2 separate regions of the Homo sapiens genome follow, and region 1 is linked to region 2. Evidence: read pairs that join two places in POLR2A ChIA-PET (ENCODE). Cell type or tissue: Panc1. All regions are shown on one strand.

The links. Peaks named below come from ENCODE experiments on the same cell type or tissue, not always from the same donor. Only the 100,000 strongest peaks of a DNase experiment are listed, where the experiment ranks them.
Region 1: POLR2A ChIA-PET joins it to region 2 with 16 read pairs; 2 of 35 experiments call an interaction of 5 or more read pairs at or near these places.

The regions. Positions count from the first base shown.
Region 1 is chr2:12,585,339-12,593,338 of GRCh38, forward strand. No RefSeq gene overlaps it. Among named protein-coding and RNA genes, the nearest start is that of TRIB2, 130 kb to the right of the region's middle. In Panc1, no CTCF peak of the experiment used is centred here; a DNase peak (open chromatin) is centred at 3,093; H3K4me3 peaks cover 259 bases; H3K27ac peaks cover 928 bases.
Region 2 is chr2:12,681,459-12,689,458 of GRCh38, forward strand. No RefSeq gene overlaps it. Among named protein-coding and RNA genes, the nearest start is that of TRIB2, 31 kb to the right of the region's middle. In Panc1, no CTCF peak of the experiment used is centred here; no DNase peak of the experiment used is centred here; H3K4me3 peaks cover 491 bases; H3K27ac peaks cover 228 bases.

The sequences.
Region 1 (8,000 bases), 96 kb before region 2:
GTACAGATTGTTTCAAATATACAGAAGCTAGGATGGGAGGACAAAAAATTTCTGATGGTTAAAAAACCATATTGAAGGAATGAGAAAAAATATCCACCTTCCCACAAAGCAGTGCAAGATAAAGGTCTACCACACACTAGACATTTGGCTAGGGACCATGCTTATTGCATAGTTTAAGATGTGAGGGGACATTAAGGTGGCACCCAGATGAATGATAAAAAGATCAAAGTGAATACACACTCCCTATCTGTTGGCAAACAGCAGAGATATATACGTCTTATCTCATATAAGAAAAAACTAGAAAAGAACAACAGAAAACAACAACATGGGCTGTATGAAAACATTCTGACACATGACAAGGTGAGACATAGCAATAAAGATTCAGAGAAAAGCAAAATAATTCACTACAAATGGCAGAAAAAAAGTAGAATGCATCTGCTTTGTGTTCTCAGTATATAAAAAAATATTGTTGCTATGAAGTAAGACAGAATTTGTGTTGGTCAAGTGGAAAATAAGGTTTTAAAGGAGCTGGCAGAGTTACGGAGAAAATGTAATTAAACTACAATATGATATCAAAAAATAAAATATACATTGGAGACAGTAAACAGCTGAATTTAGACTTGTTCAATCACTGATGAATGCAAGGTCAGCAAACAGTGGTTCACAGGCCTAATCTGGTACATCCCTGTTTTTATATTGCCCATGAGCTAAGAATAACTTTTACATTTTTAAATGGTTGAAAAAAAAACCCAAAGAAGAATAAAATTTTGTGGCATACGGAACTTATATGAAATTCAAATTTCAATGTCATGCATAAAGTTGGATTGGAACACAGTGCCACTCCCCCATCCATTTACATATTATCTATAGCTGATTTCTGGATCCAAAGGCGGAATATTTGGAATAGAGATCATATAGCTCACAGAGCTAGAAATATTAACTATTTGACCCTTTAGAAAGAAGATTTGCCAACTTCTAATGCAGAGGACTTATTAACTAGAGAAACATGTTCTCAAAAGTGACATTTCTTTTTTTCTTTTTTCCTTTAGTGCGGTTGTGTTATTAACTTGAAATGCAGTTTGGTTACTTTGTTTCTGTTCGCATTCCATGTGGAGTTTTTTTCTTCCGTTCTTATTAATTATATTTGCGTATGCAAAATATTAATATAGTTCTAAAAGTCAGATCTAGTAGGTTCTTGAAAACTGGACTTCAAGCTAAATGATGTATAATGAAACCAACTTTACCACAGGCTAATTGATATAAATAGGACTTAAGTTCCTGCAGCATATTTCTAATCACAAAAACATCATCAAACTTCTAAATAAAGAGCAAAACACTTCTAATATTAAACATTGAAATTAATATGAGCTATGCACATATTTAAGAAAGATGAATAAAAACAAGTAATAGTGCTCAATAAATACGTGTGTCTTCATTCTGCTATCTTATAGAAGCATAGTTAAGAAATATACAACAACTAGAAGTCAGTCTTGGGGTGCATTAGTTGTATATAACAAATGTACACAGATTTGGTAACTTAAAACAACACAGATTTCTTATCTTACAGCTTCCGTGAGTCAGAAGTCCAGGTACAGCGTAACTAGGTTCTCTGCTCAGACAATCAAGGTGTCTACTAGGACTGTGAACTCATCTGAGGCTTGGCATTTTCTTCCAAGCTCACTGTTAGTTTGCAGAATTCAACTCCTTGTAGTTGTGAGACAGAACTCCTGAGGTTCTAGAAGACACCTGTCATTCTCTGTCATGTGGCTCTTTCCACAACAAGGCACCTGTTTTAAATGGCTCGCCTGATTATATCAGACTCACTCAGGATAATCTCTCTTAGACTACCTCAAAGTCAATTAATTAGGGCCCTTAATTACATTTTCAAAATCTTTTCACCTTTGATGTATAACTGATCTAGTTACAGAAGAGATACCCTTCCTATTGCTCCTACACTCAAGGGGTAAGTATTGTACAAGGATGTGGGCCATTGGGGGTCACTTTAGAAGTCTGCCTGCTGCATGGGCTCTTCCCTCATTGTGTGCCTCCTCGGGCTTGCATGCTATCTAGAGGACCCAATCATCCCACAGAAGAATGATGTCAGCAGGAAAGGCCGGGAGTAGAGTGTATGTGCACTGTGTAGCCTGTGAGTAGACCTGGTTGGCTTTGTGACCTCAAGTAAGTCATTTCAAGTATATTTGCTTTTCCTATTGGGAGTCAATTCTCCATTGGGTTTTCCCATTTCTGAAGGTATTGCAAGCAGAAGCACTAAAAGATAACTATATTTTCAAGGATGTTTGTATAGCAAGAAGCCTTGGAAGATATAGATAGCATCATCCTCCAGAGTAGAGGGTAAGTTTGTTAAGTGCCAGGTAAAAGAAAGATAATGTCTTCCTTCTGGGAAAAAATTCCCACAAGTTTGCTTGCAATCTAGTATAAAAGATTTGAGTTCATGAGATTGGAGTTCCTCATTTGTGATGCACACCTGTGCATGCAGCATTCACCTGAGTCCACTTTTGTGTTGCCTCCATTAGAAGTTGGAACAAGGCGAACCAATGCAACCATGAAGTTTATGCTGCTGTCTGTGTTGTAAACAATGGTCCTTTGTCTCTGGTCCAGGAGTCTCATTTCTTCTGCCGGCACTCATGAACCTGCAATAGCTAACTTGCCTGGTTGCAAAGAAAAGAAAATCTCAGATATTCCATGGTTCTTAACATTTCCCCATAGTACCTTTATATGAGGGGTGCTTCCAACTTCACTTGCTTAACACCATGACCTATGGTCCTTCTAACTCACCCTCTAGTATCACTTCCTCCTTGGAAAGTTTCTTAACTCATCCCCTTTCTTCTAGAAAAAGTCATTCACACTCTCTTCCACACAGTACTTCCTCCTTCCTCCTTAACCACAGTTTCACTTTCCAGTTTCACTTTTCAGTTACCTATGGTTAACTGCAGTCTGGAAACATTAAATGGAAAATCTCAGAAAGAAATCATGTTGTAAATTGTGTGCCATTGTGAGTAGCATGATGAAACCTTGTGCTGCCTTGCTCTCTCCTGCCCAGCACTTGATTCATCCCTCTGTCCAATGTATCCACACTGCGTATGCTCCCGGCCTGTGAGTCACTCAGTAGCCATCCCAGCTCTCAGAATCACTGTCCTGGTATTGCAGTACTTGTGTGCAGGAAACCTTGTTTCGCTTAATAATGGCCTCAGAGTGCAACAATAGTGAAACTGGCATATTGTGATCAAGGTTCTATTTTATTATTGTTGTTAATCTCTTACTGTGCCTAATTTATGAGCTAAACTTTATCATAGGTATGTATGTACAGAAAAAAGTGTAGTATGTATAGGGTTCAGTACCATTTGCAGTTTCAGGCATCCAGTGGGGGTCTTAGAACATATTCCATAGAACATATTCCCCACGGAAATGGAGGGACTACTGTATTACCCTTCCACTTATGCCATAAAGGTCAGATTAAAAGGAAAACTGTCTTCCCCAAAACTACACATCATTTTGAGAATAAGGAATTGCAACATATCTAGTTCTATATAAAATCTACTATAGAGGACTTTCCCAAATATTTTACTTTTCAAATCAGATTAGTATTTGGAGAAGAGACATTAACATGAAGCAACCTCAGTAAACATTGGTATTGGATCTCCATAGAAGTCTCTTAACGGGATTATTAACAAAGGGGGCAAAGAAATGTAATTTAGGTGTAATTATTTCTCTGGGGATTGGGAGTTGGTGATGACCTCCCAAGTTCATTTCTTGCACGTTGTCACAAACAAGGATATCAAAACCACTTTAGGAACGCAATTGGGTAAGAGATGTATGTTGCAAAGATCATGAATAGTAAATAGAAACTTGTGACTTGGGAAAAAACTTCCAGTGACAACCTTTTATAAAGATTCAAGAAGATCTGCCTCTCAAACCTAAATAAAGATTAGGCGCACTAGGTGACTCAAAGAGCGCTTTGATTGACAAGGAAGACATGATACTGAGGAGACAGGATGAGTTCAAATAAACTTGCATCAGGAAATGAGCAGAGAAAAATTAACATACTTTACACATGATTGAATGTTAAATGTGTAGCTATTTTGAAAGGTAGATATTTTATTATTTGGCTACCTTAGTTATTTGTAGAGACATTGTGTGTGTGTGTGTGTGTGTGTGTGATCCTATTTTGCACTTCCTGACAAGGAACCTGTGGCTGTCGTTATATTCACAGCTCTGCTGTATTCGGTGGTAGTTAGTAAACGTTCCCTGCATCTTGCACGTGATAGACAGTCTCCACTTCTGAATGAGATGAAGTTAGAGATCATTGTATCCTCAACATTTTGCATCCTATTTGACACACGGTGGTCAGAAAAATTCATGTTGAAAATTAAATTTTTCACCTGAGACATCAATTTTCATCTCTATAAAATAAGGTGATTTGAGCAACCAATCTCCACTGTCCTTCTGGGCTCAGAGGTTCCAAGAGTCCTTCATCTAGAAGCTGCTGGAAATCAGTGCTGTAACTGGCTGCAAATTCCTGTGAGAAGACTTCGTGGAAGTCTCCCCTCAGAGGCCTAATCAAGAAAGCCTTCTAGGGCTGAAAGCCACCTTTGTGACACTGCCCCACCTCCCCCCCTTGCAAAGGGGCCAGGGTTTCTGTGGGAAGAAGGGAAGCTCATGCTTTATGGCATGTTTTGCTAATGTGACAATCAAAGGCCTTCCAGGTGTTAATGGTGGCAACGGTGCAGAAAGCCCAGAGTGACATAATTCGGTTCTGGCTTGTGTTGGTCTGATTGCCTTTTTTGGCATCAGCTAACTCTCAGTTTCCTTTCACCTTTTGGTTGAAATGAACCGAGTGAGCTGAGGCGAAGTTTCCTAGGATTAGGATGTAAACCTGATCTTCCTGTACCCCAGATCCCAGGGCTGGAAATCAGCTGGCTGAGGAGAGGGAGGTGGAGAGGTGGGCAACTACTCACCCCATGGAAGCCACAGCTCTCACCATGTTTAAGAGAGACTGGAGAAGAAAACAAGGTCCACAGAGTCTCCTAATTACAAACAAGGGCCTGTCTCTTCTCATCCACATTAATTAATGCTGTTGCCTGGCTTTGCTTGTACAGAAGCTGAGTGGCTTATTCCGCCTTGCTCATGAAATTCTCAAGTCAAAGCATTCTGCTCGGCTGGCCATGGTGCCTGGCAGCATGGGGACAGACCTTCCCAATTATCACCTCCAGAATAAACCTATTCAGTTCTCTGCAAAAACAAATGACATCAGCAACAATAACCACGCAATCACACTGGCATTTACTTCTACCTGAAATGCATTCCCTGTAATTCAAAACAACCTAGTACAGTGGGCAGGAAAGGTGTTGCTATTTGCACTGGCGAAATGAGAACATGAAGGCCCGGGGGAGCAAAGCAACCTCCTGGGGATAATAAAGTGCATCAGGCAGACTGGATCCTGGTCCTTGGTCTTAAACTCTCAGAAGGAGTAGACTTTCTTATGAAAACCACTTCACTTGAAGTCACCCCAGAACTGAATTTTCCTCACTTTTTCTCAGCCCGTGGTATGGGAAGAGTAAGGTGTTGGGAATGGGTTAGCTATATTTAAACACTAATTCCATGGTTTACTAACTGTGTTATTTAGCATCTCATAAGGACAGTTAATTTATCTATAAAATGATCATAATAATGCTTTTCTCATGGGATTTCTGGATTATATAAATGCAAAAATATAAGTACTTTTAGATACTTAACAAATATATGAGTTCCTTTTTCCTTTCTTTAAGGGACACAGTCCTTCACCATCAGCAATTTTATTTACAGATCTCTCAAATGGCAGGGCTACAGAGAAACATATGAAAAATAATATATTAAGCTATGGGATTAAACATATCATGGAGGGTGCCATGGTAGGGAGGACTTCATATTTTTGAGTTTTCAGTCCCATCACCAAAAAGGATAGATAGGCCCCTCTCTTACCACATGCCAGCTTCTCTTTGGCTGTCAATCTGCAGTTCCATATTGCAGCCTCACTTGTCAGAGATTAGGGCCTCAGACACCAATAAATTCACTGGTTGTTGCTATAAAGGCCTCTGAACAAAATGGGACATGACAAAGGAAACTAATGACAACTTTCCATTCTACATACCATTGCAGGCTGGAGCTCAGACTCCCAGAAACATTCCCTGCACTGAAGGAACCTCCAGTTCTCAGGACCCACTCTTCATTCTCCTGCTCTTTGGGCAGAATGCATAAATTGGTTAATGCTACCTGGACTTTAGCAGTTAAAAAAATTACAGTGTGGAAGGTACTGGTTTAGTTTTAAGCAAACATCTGCTGAGGGCAAGGGACGCACTCACTTAAAAGATGAAACTAGTTTGGGTAATGTACTAGTTCCTTCTCATGCTGCTAATAAAGACATACTCAATACTAGTCATTTATAAAGGAAAGATGCTTAATTGATTCACAGTTCAGTATTGCTGGGGAGGCCACAGGAAACTTACAATCATGATGCAAAGGGGAAGCAACATGTCCTTTCTCACTGATGGCAGGCAGGAGAAATGCCCAGCCAAAGGGAGAAAAGCCCTTTATAAAACCATCAGATATTTTGAGAACTCACTCGCTATCATGGAAACAGCATGGGGGTAACCATCCCCATGATTAAATTACCTCCCACCTGGTCCCTCCCAGGACACGTGGGGATTATGGGAACTGCAATTCAAGATGAGATTTGGGTAGGCACACAGCCAGACCATATCAGGTAAGATATTCAGTATCTAAAGCTAAATAATGAAGAGAAATCAAACAACTTCTTCATAGCTAACTTCTAAAATTCTGTCAAATATTTTCTGGTCAGGTTAACTTCAAGCATATTTACACAGTTTCCTCTGTAATCTAAGTTTTGTTTAAGCTCAGGCAGAGTCAAATTTAACAAGTTTCTGATTCCGGCACATTTAGTCCATTAACATGCCATTTTGTGAAAGTAATATTGAAACAATTCTCTAGTATTTTGAGACTTTCTGAGCAGGAAGATAGATAGGACCAACTATGTACTTTGTGAGATCCAGTGCACATGTGGGAATCCTGGTTCAAAAACTACTTAGAATTTCAAAGTGGTGATAAGAGATTACTAAACTAAGCATGCAGCCTTTCTGAGGGCAGGATCTTATGCAACGTTTCAAAGAGCAATTACTAAAGGTCTTTAGATCTGGGTACTTTCCACAGATTCTTTAAAATACGCATTTAGATCTTACAAACAAGAGATGTATAAAAGTAATGAATCAACAGCCTGGAGAAGGCTTGCAAGTGTTCATTCATTCACTCATCACTCGATTTAATGAGGGCCTATCATGTGTACTACTTGAGACTCAGAATGCAAAGATTTGTAGAGACCAACAATTGCTTCACATTTCGATACACCAGCACAGCAGAGAGTCTTCCATAAGGAAGGTTTTCAGTAAAAGGCTAAGGAAACATATAGTCTGGCTGAGAAGATTCCATGGGTGGAGACTGAATAGACAGCATAGAGTCCAGGGCAATAACTGCCCCCGTAGAAGCATATATGGGAGAAAGCTATCCTTGCCACTTGATTACATTGTAAGGACCACAAAAATCTGAACAGTTCTTGCCACCTTGATTTTTCTTCAGCTGTTATTTACAAGCATAGGACTTCCAAGGCTATGAGTTGGACATCTATAGGTGAGACAAAGGTGGCCCAATCAATGATGCTCCAGGAGTATAGTAGAAGCAGGAGACAGCATACTTAGACCCACTGACTTTCACTTTGCCCAACTCATTACAGATAGAACCTGTGCCATCTTGAAAAGACAAAGGCCACCACAAGCAATTTCTCCACCACATACAGCTCAATCCTTTATTCTAACAAATGGGGTCTGTTATGTTGTATCCTAAGGTTGTGGATATGCAGATGATCATTTATTTTCAATTAATAGTACAGTGTATGGAAAAGGTTGGAACAAGCCTGGGTTCCAAATGAGCCC
Region 2 (8,000 bases):
CTTGTCCTCGTGATCCACCCACCTCGGCCTCCCAAAGTGCTGGGATTACAGGTGTGAGCCATCACACCTGGCAGAGCTGCAATTTTAATGGAGGTGTCAGAGGAGGCCTCAGGGCTTGCAGGTCATGAGGGGTTCACCATATGGGCAGTGGGGCAGAGTCTCTAGACAGTAAATGGGAAGGCCCAAAGGCAGGGGTGAGCCACATTGGGGAAGAGTAAACAAGACACAAAGGGAAGAGTCAAAATGGAAAAAACTGGACCACACAGAGCTTTGAAGGCTTCTGGAATGAGTTTAGTGTTCATCCCAGGTGGAACGCGTGCCATGGTGAGGCTGGGAGCAAGATGCGGCATGGAGATCCCAACTTGCGGTGTGAAAAGATCACTCTGGCTGGTATGTTGAGAGACACAGTGGGAGCTGAGAGTCAAAGCAGGGAGGCCCTTAGGAGGCTGCTTCAGTAATCCAGGCAGGAATCATGTATTAAAAAAAAGGAAAAATCAAAACTTACATTGCTCCAGGCACATGCCTCATGGACTGCAATAACAATGGGTTCTTCCCATAAAAACTGTGCAGAGTTGATATTTGAAAACCCCATTCCATTATTCTGATGGGAAAATGGAATTTGGGAATTAAGACCTTCCCCAGTGTCTCATACTGGAGCTCAGCTTCAAATCCTGACTCCGCAGCCTTGAGCACCTGCTGCACGCAGCACCCTGCAAGGCATGGAGGAGACTCCACCCTCCGGAGCTCCAGGCTAGCAGCTGATGAGATGGGGAGGGCCACATATGCAAAAGTCAAAGGACAAGAAGATGGGAGAAGCCAACCCTTCTGTGTCTAATGCATGCTCTGCTCCCTCAGAGCTTTTCCCCAGCCAATATACTTCTCAGGGAGGGACCCATAAGACACGAGGCAGGGCCTGGGAGTAATTTAAGGAAGGCATGGAGGAAAACCGGAAGAGTCAGAAGAAAATAACAACAACAGAAACACATCACACAGACTCCAGACTCCAGGGTGTAGAGAAAAAGACAGGAAGGGAGGAATGTAGGACAGAAGGGAGGAAGAACTGGAGTGGGGAAGAGGGGAAGGGAGGGAAGGAAGGAGAAAGGGAGAGAAGGAAGTCAATGCTCCAGTTCAGGGTCGTGTCTCTATTTCTCTGCCTGGAACACTTGCCTCTCTCCTCCTCTCTCTCCCTTCATCAATCTTTATCAGAGATGGGGTTATACAGTTTCACACCTTCTTCCTTGGAAAGTAAGTCCATAAAAAGCGAATGAGCTGTGCAGATCCTGGCCTTCCTCTGCTCTGGTCTGCATTTCACTGGGTTGATGATGCACCCTGCAGTTCCCAGACTCCCCTCTCAGCTGGCTTTGGGCTTCAGTTGGCCATAGTGTCTTGGAGGAGAGCTAGGAAAGGGCAAGAAAGAAAAAGTCTGGGTTGTTTTCCTTTTCCCTCTTCCCTTCAGCCTTTCCAACCCCTGCCCCTTGACCTGGAAAGCACAGCCTTGTCCCTTTGCTGTTCAGTTTGGGATGGACCTGGCTCCCTATTTTTTTTTTTTTGTGCTAATCTCTGAGTTGCTTTGTCCTACTCTGTTTGGTTTTTCTGATCTTCTATCACCACTGAAGCTAATTCATTGGATTAAATTCCTCCTGTTCTAAATACTTAAAGAGGCTCCTGATTTTCTTGAATGACACACAAGCATAATTTTAAACAATAGAAATCCATGCATTATAAAACTAAAAAGAGTACAAAGAAGGATTCCATTTTTAAAACACCTCCCTTTAAAAATGGGTTCCACTTCAGATGGATAATTTAACAATAAGAACTTTTGTTTGAATAGAAGTCAAAGTGTTTACAGGCATAAAAGTATTTCTGAAAGAATAATCATCGGTTTCTTTAACAGTACTATAATGAATTAAGACACAGTACTATCCACAAGTTCATCAATATTTAATTTTCTTCTAAAAACCACATTAGGATTAACATTACAAAGAAAACAGGTTTTTGTTGCAAGGAAAAATGTATCTCTGTGATATGATTGTTTCATGTGATACGTCTGTTAGCATAACGCAGTGGAAGGGAGGTTATTTATATGAACAAAATCTCTTTTTCTGAATTTCTGCCCCTTGTTACTTTTACAAACGAAGCATCACTTGATCAGCAGGAAGACACAGTACACAAAGCTTTGCCACAGCAGGATATGTTCCCTAATGTTTGGCTAATCTTTGGGTGTTCTCAAAGAAAGTAATGGAAGAATTTTAATAGCAGGGGTTATATGAACTTCTTCTTGAATTACCTGGGTCAGCTAAACACTTTGCAAGATGTTATGGCACAAGACCCATATAAGTATGTCCAGAATCTCTACACTGCCATATTCAGAACCAATTTGTAGCTCTTTTCTAAGTGCTAAGCTTTAATAGATAACGCTGTTAATAATTAATCCTTTTCTTAAAGTGCTTTGATTTTTCTGATTCATATTCCGCTAAGTATTTTTTTGGCAACTGAAAGCTTACTGAGCCAAGGCACAATTACAATGGTGAAGGAACCATATATTCCAGTCCCCATGAGATGCTAATGAAGGAGGCTAGGCAGGTGTGCCGACTTCAGCCTGCAAAAGAAGCTTGGCATTATTCATCTCATCACAAGAGGCACATTTAGCCCAAATTAAAATACCCATGCACACTGGTCACCACACATGCTATTCCACATGAGTGCCTTTGTTAGTACCATTGCCTTTCTCACCTCTACCCTGCTACTGCCTGCTCATCTCTGAAGATTCAGCCATCACCTCCTTCAAGAAGTCCTCCTTGATTCCTCCCCCAGCCCAGGCTTGCTTGGTAGCCTCCCCTCAGCTTTGCCTTACTTGCCTCTGCTTTTTTCTGCACATTGTACCATGGTGATCCCTTTGTGGGTCTGCAGCCCCTATGGACTCCGAGCTTCTGCAAAGCATGGTCTATGTGAATGTGGAGCTTAAAACAGCTTCTCAGTACATGTTTTCTGAACAAAGCTGAGCTGAGCAGAGCAGACTGGCTGATAATTTATGAAGTCTAGATTATGCCTCCAGCAAAACTGCAAAAGGCAACATTTCCTCTAGCCCAGTGCTCCATGACCATTTCAGGACACAGCTGAACACTCATCTTATTTCTGTACAGTCGCCTGTGTGCCGACACGGCTTGCATTTTTCCTTTTCTTTTGGCTTTCTTCCTGTAAGAATTACACAATCTCCTGTCCTCCTCTTACCTCCTCCTCCTCCTCCTGCACTATACCTCCAGCTATGAAAAGCTATGAATAAAGAAAGACAGCTGGCACTTCAGGATCCTGTTACTGATTCAATACGTGCATACCTTTCCATGAGTCCTGCCGAGTTGCATCTTCTTGACAATGGCAATGCCAAATCAGCCTTGATTCTTTCCCATACAGAAAAATACAGACCTCAGAAGCCTGAAAGGGCTTGTGGGGCTCAATCAGACTTGCTCCATCCTATGGGAACATAATGGATCACACATAGGCAAACCTGCCTTCGAAAAGCCTCTACCATCGGCTTTCTGTTTGTGATCCCAGGCCAGATACTGCATTTCTTTGCAGCTTTGTTTCTTCATTTCTAAAATAAGATTAATACTCTACATTACACAGTGTTTGGGGGAGGATTAATAAGATAATATTATGCAGACTCTATCACCTAATGGCAAAAAATGGGTAGAAATAATATTGGTTTTTATTTTGGTCCCACCCCCCCAAAATTCATATGTTGAAGTTCTCACCCCCAGTTCCTTGTAATGTGACCTTATTTGGAGCTAGAATCTTTACAGAGGTAATCAAATCAAAATGAGGTCATTAGGGTGGGCCCTGATCCAACATAACTGATGTCCTTACATAAAGGGGAAATTTGACCACAGAGCCAGGCGCACAGTGAGAACGCTGTGTGAAGATGAATGGAGAGATCAGATTGGAGTGAGGAGTCTACAAGCCAAGGAACGCCAGATGTGGCCCACAATCCCCCAGGAGCTGGGGGAGAGGCTAGGAACAGGGTCTCCCTTATACCTCCAGAAGGGATCAGCCCTATAAACCCTTGATCTTGAACTTCTGGCCTCTAGAACTGCAAGATGATAGTGTCTGTTGCTTAAGCCCTCCAGTTTGTGGTAGTTTATGTTTGAAGATGCTCAAAAATGGAGATGTTAAACAAAAACCTAAGTCACCAGGACAGGTCCAGGAGTTAGACCCAGGCCAGCAGCGCCTTTCCACTAGAGCCCTTTGTTCAGCCAGTGGCTAAAGTGTCAGTCACCACAGTCTCTACCCAGGCCCCTCACATGCCACCTCCTGCAGCAGAGCCCCTTCATCTCCACATCATCTCCCTGTCCCAAAGGGCCTTGAGCACACCCTCCTCTCCAACCTGGCCCTTCAGGGAGGAAGGACAGATGGCTTCCAGTGGGATTCTACTTTAATTGGTCTAGAGTGGGGCTCAGTCATCACTGCTTTAAGAGCTCTCTGGATGACCCTCACGTGCAGCCGGTAAGGATGTCTGCCTTAGACCACACGGCCCTACAGTGAGGCCAGTGCTGTCTTCCTTGTGGGTGTCTGCCATGCACCATCCAGTGGGTGCTCCCGTGGGTGGGGAACCAGTGAATGGAGTCCCTGGTAACAGATGAAAACCAATGAACCTCCTTGAGCATATGGTGCCTGCCTAGCAGTCAGGGGCTCAGGCCCTTACAAAAGCCGCTTAGCTGCCTGCCTCCATCCCCCCACCGCCCTCCATGCTCTGTGCTGCCTCACGGCCTCATTCCTGCCTGGAATCCCAAATCACCTGGCCTTCACATCAAGGAGGGCTGAGTCACTACATGGAGGGGTAGTTTCCATCCAGTTTTTTTTTTTTTATTAATTCTATAGGCCAGTCACATTCTCATTAAGAGGGGATGACCCTCTGATATGGCCAGGGTTCTTTCTGAAATAATAACAACAAATAATAATAAAGCAATAGAATAAAAATAAATAAAGATAACCTCCCTGTTGAAAACAATTGAGTATCCATTGTCTGTTTCAAGTAGTCCACCTCCCTTTGTGAACCATCGTAGCCTGCTGCTGTCCTCAGCTAGTAATCATCCTAATTTTTTTTTTTCTGTGCTGCAATAAACTGAGATATGTTGACCTACTTAATTCTCCCTCACCCACAACAGGCTTTCTCCTGCATCGGGACTGTTGCTCCTGCTGTTCCTTCTCCCTAACCACCTGGGACCCTGTTTTCAACACTTAGTTCACGAATCTCCTTCTCTGATCCCCCTTCTTAAAAATCCTCCATCCAGAACTGACCCCCAAGGCAGGGCCCAGTGTCAGGGCTTCCTTCAGCCTCTTGGTTTGCTTTCACATGGTTTTGTCTGTGATGATGAACATCTATGGTCTCTCTCCCCAACCCTCCAGAATCTTGAGAACTGTGGCTAGGTCTTACTCATACCTGTATCATCCGGCAACTGGCACGTAGAATGTGCCAGTTTGTTGAATGAATGAGTAAATAATATTAATTGATGTTTACTAGTGCTTTCCAGTTTACAAAGTATTGCCAATGACAGAGTATGAGTGAAAGAGAAAGAAAGATTATGCAGATTTACGAGCTGTTCCATGCAGGACTCTGGCCAACACCGACTCAATTTTAAATGAGTTACTGCTCTCTGAGGGCCTGCAATGGAAATACGGCTGTGAGGAGACTGTGGTGGTTTTGCATCTGGACAAAAGAGGGCAAGTTTACACACCATGGTGCAGAGGAGCCAGCTTCATCCCACTGCAATTTGATTGATACCATGACTTCGGCCAGTCTTCACATCAAGCGGGAACCTTGAATGCTGGCATTTATAAGGAAAGGTCAGCAGAGTTAACAGACGTGCCTGTGGCCATGCAGAGAGGCAGGTTGTGGTGCTTCCACCAGTGAGTAGGAACACCCTCCCAAAGAGGCCATATCCTGAAAGCAAAGGTGGTTCCCTTCCTATTCATTCATGCCCCAATCTCTGAGGGAGTTTTAATCTCCATTTTGAACTCTAAACCTTTTGCCAAGACCTCTGGTGAAGTCATTTGGAAATGGTGAGGCCCACACAGAAGGAGAACTGGCTTGGAGGCAGCCCTGAACAGGACCTCTTGCCTTGGGCCCTAGAGAGGCTACTGGATGCATCAAGAGTAGATGCATCACCAGTCCTGTCTACTGTTCACTCTGTTTCAGCTCCTTAAAAATACCCAGCATGGCCCTGTCCACCAAAGAGTATCTGAGACAGGTCTCAATCAATTCAGAAGTTTATTTTGCCAAGGTAAATGACATGACCAGGAGACAGGTCTGTTCCTTTCTCTAAGGATGGTTTTGAAGGCTCCAATATTTAAAGGGGAAAAGAGGGCTGGAGGGGAAAGAGGGAGGGTATGGTAACATTACTGAATCCACATTACAAGTGAAAAGGAGCAGCTAGGAGAATCATCAATCATGTATTTGTCTCAGGCTCAGTAAATCAGCACTTTACATAAGATAAGGTGAACATAGAGTAGCAACCTGTGGAGATATTTAACCTTTCATCTGTAGCTACCTGGCACATTCTGACTCTGGAGTTGTGTAGCTTGCCATCTGTAGTCTGTCTGTGGCTCTCTTGCTTTTATTCTGCATTCTTTCCAGATTCCACATCCCTCTTTTGGTTCCAATCCTTAGTCAGCTTCTGTGGATCAACGACTTGATTTCAGATTAGCAATCTCAGCTTTTACCTTCAGTAGCCATTACGCCACCTCCTACAGCAACCCTGCTGCCATCACTGCCTGTAACACACCCAAAGACGCATCTGTGGGTCTCTGACTGACAGCTTCATATGCTGAAACCACAGGGAAGAGGCTTCCCAAGCCTCCTTAAACCCTAGGTCTTCTGTTGTTTATTCCAGCCCAACCAGGTCTCTGTCTGGCAGGGAGATGGCTCTGACTCCAAGGCGGTTATCTGCCCACTGGGTAGCATCAAGCCCAGGCTCACTGCCTAGCTCCAGTCATTCCTCTGTGGTAAATTGCCTCCATGCCTATGCAATGAGGAAGCTTCCACAGAGCCACTCTTCTTCTATTAGAAACACTGATCATTGAGAAGCCCACAGCTAGAGAGGTAACCCACCTTTTCTAACTATGTTGAGTCTTCCTATGTCTATATTACTGACTTTACTGTCATCTCATTTTAGTTTTCTGCCTTACTCTGTTTTTTCAGTTTCTTTCTAATTTTTAAATTCTCAAATCCTTAGGAAAAAGAGATGAAAATAAGTACATAACTTAAATGAAGTATTAGATTAACCAAAACAGAGACGATCCAGGACAATGAAGCATGTTTTATGTTTTATATGAGGTCTCCAAGATGAGAATTAATTGGAGGGTTTTTATGCTCTTGAAATTTCTCAGATAACAAAGGTTTTAAATCTTAGAAACACAGGCACAGGGGGAAGGAGATTTAGAGGTTTCTAATCTAATATTTGAATTCTAAAGATAGGAATATAAAACCCAGGGGGAAAAATTCACCCAAAAGTCATGAGGTAATGTGTGTCAAAGACAACGTCCTTTATTCAATAACCCATTTGATCACTGAGTACCTACCATATAGCCAGAAGGTCAGTGTAGAAAAGTGATTGATAGAATGGACTTTGGATTTAGATAGTCGTGAATGCAAATACCTATTTACATCTCATGCTCTATTAAGTCACTGCAGCAAGCTATGTAATCTGAGAGTTAGCTTCCTTTGCATAAAATGTGGATAGTAGTACTTACTTCAGAGGGTTGTCTTGGTGGCAAAACGAGGTCCTACATTAAATCCTTCAGTACAATACATGTCACATAGCTAAGCTCAATAAATGTCAGCTACATTTTTGCAATTGCCCAGCTCCAAGCACAGGATTATTCCCCCAACATTATGAAGCAACAGAATGCAGAGTAATGTCTGTCAAGATATTTGGACTACAGAATCCAGGTTTTTACCTTGATTATCTCGGCTTCAAACACAGGTATGTCCCAAATGAACTGCT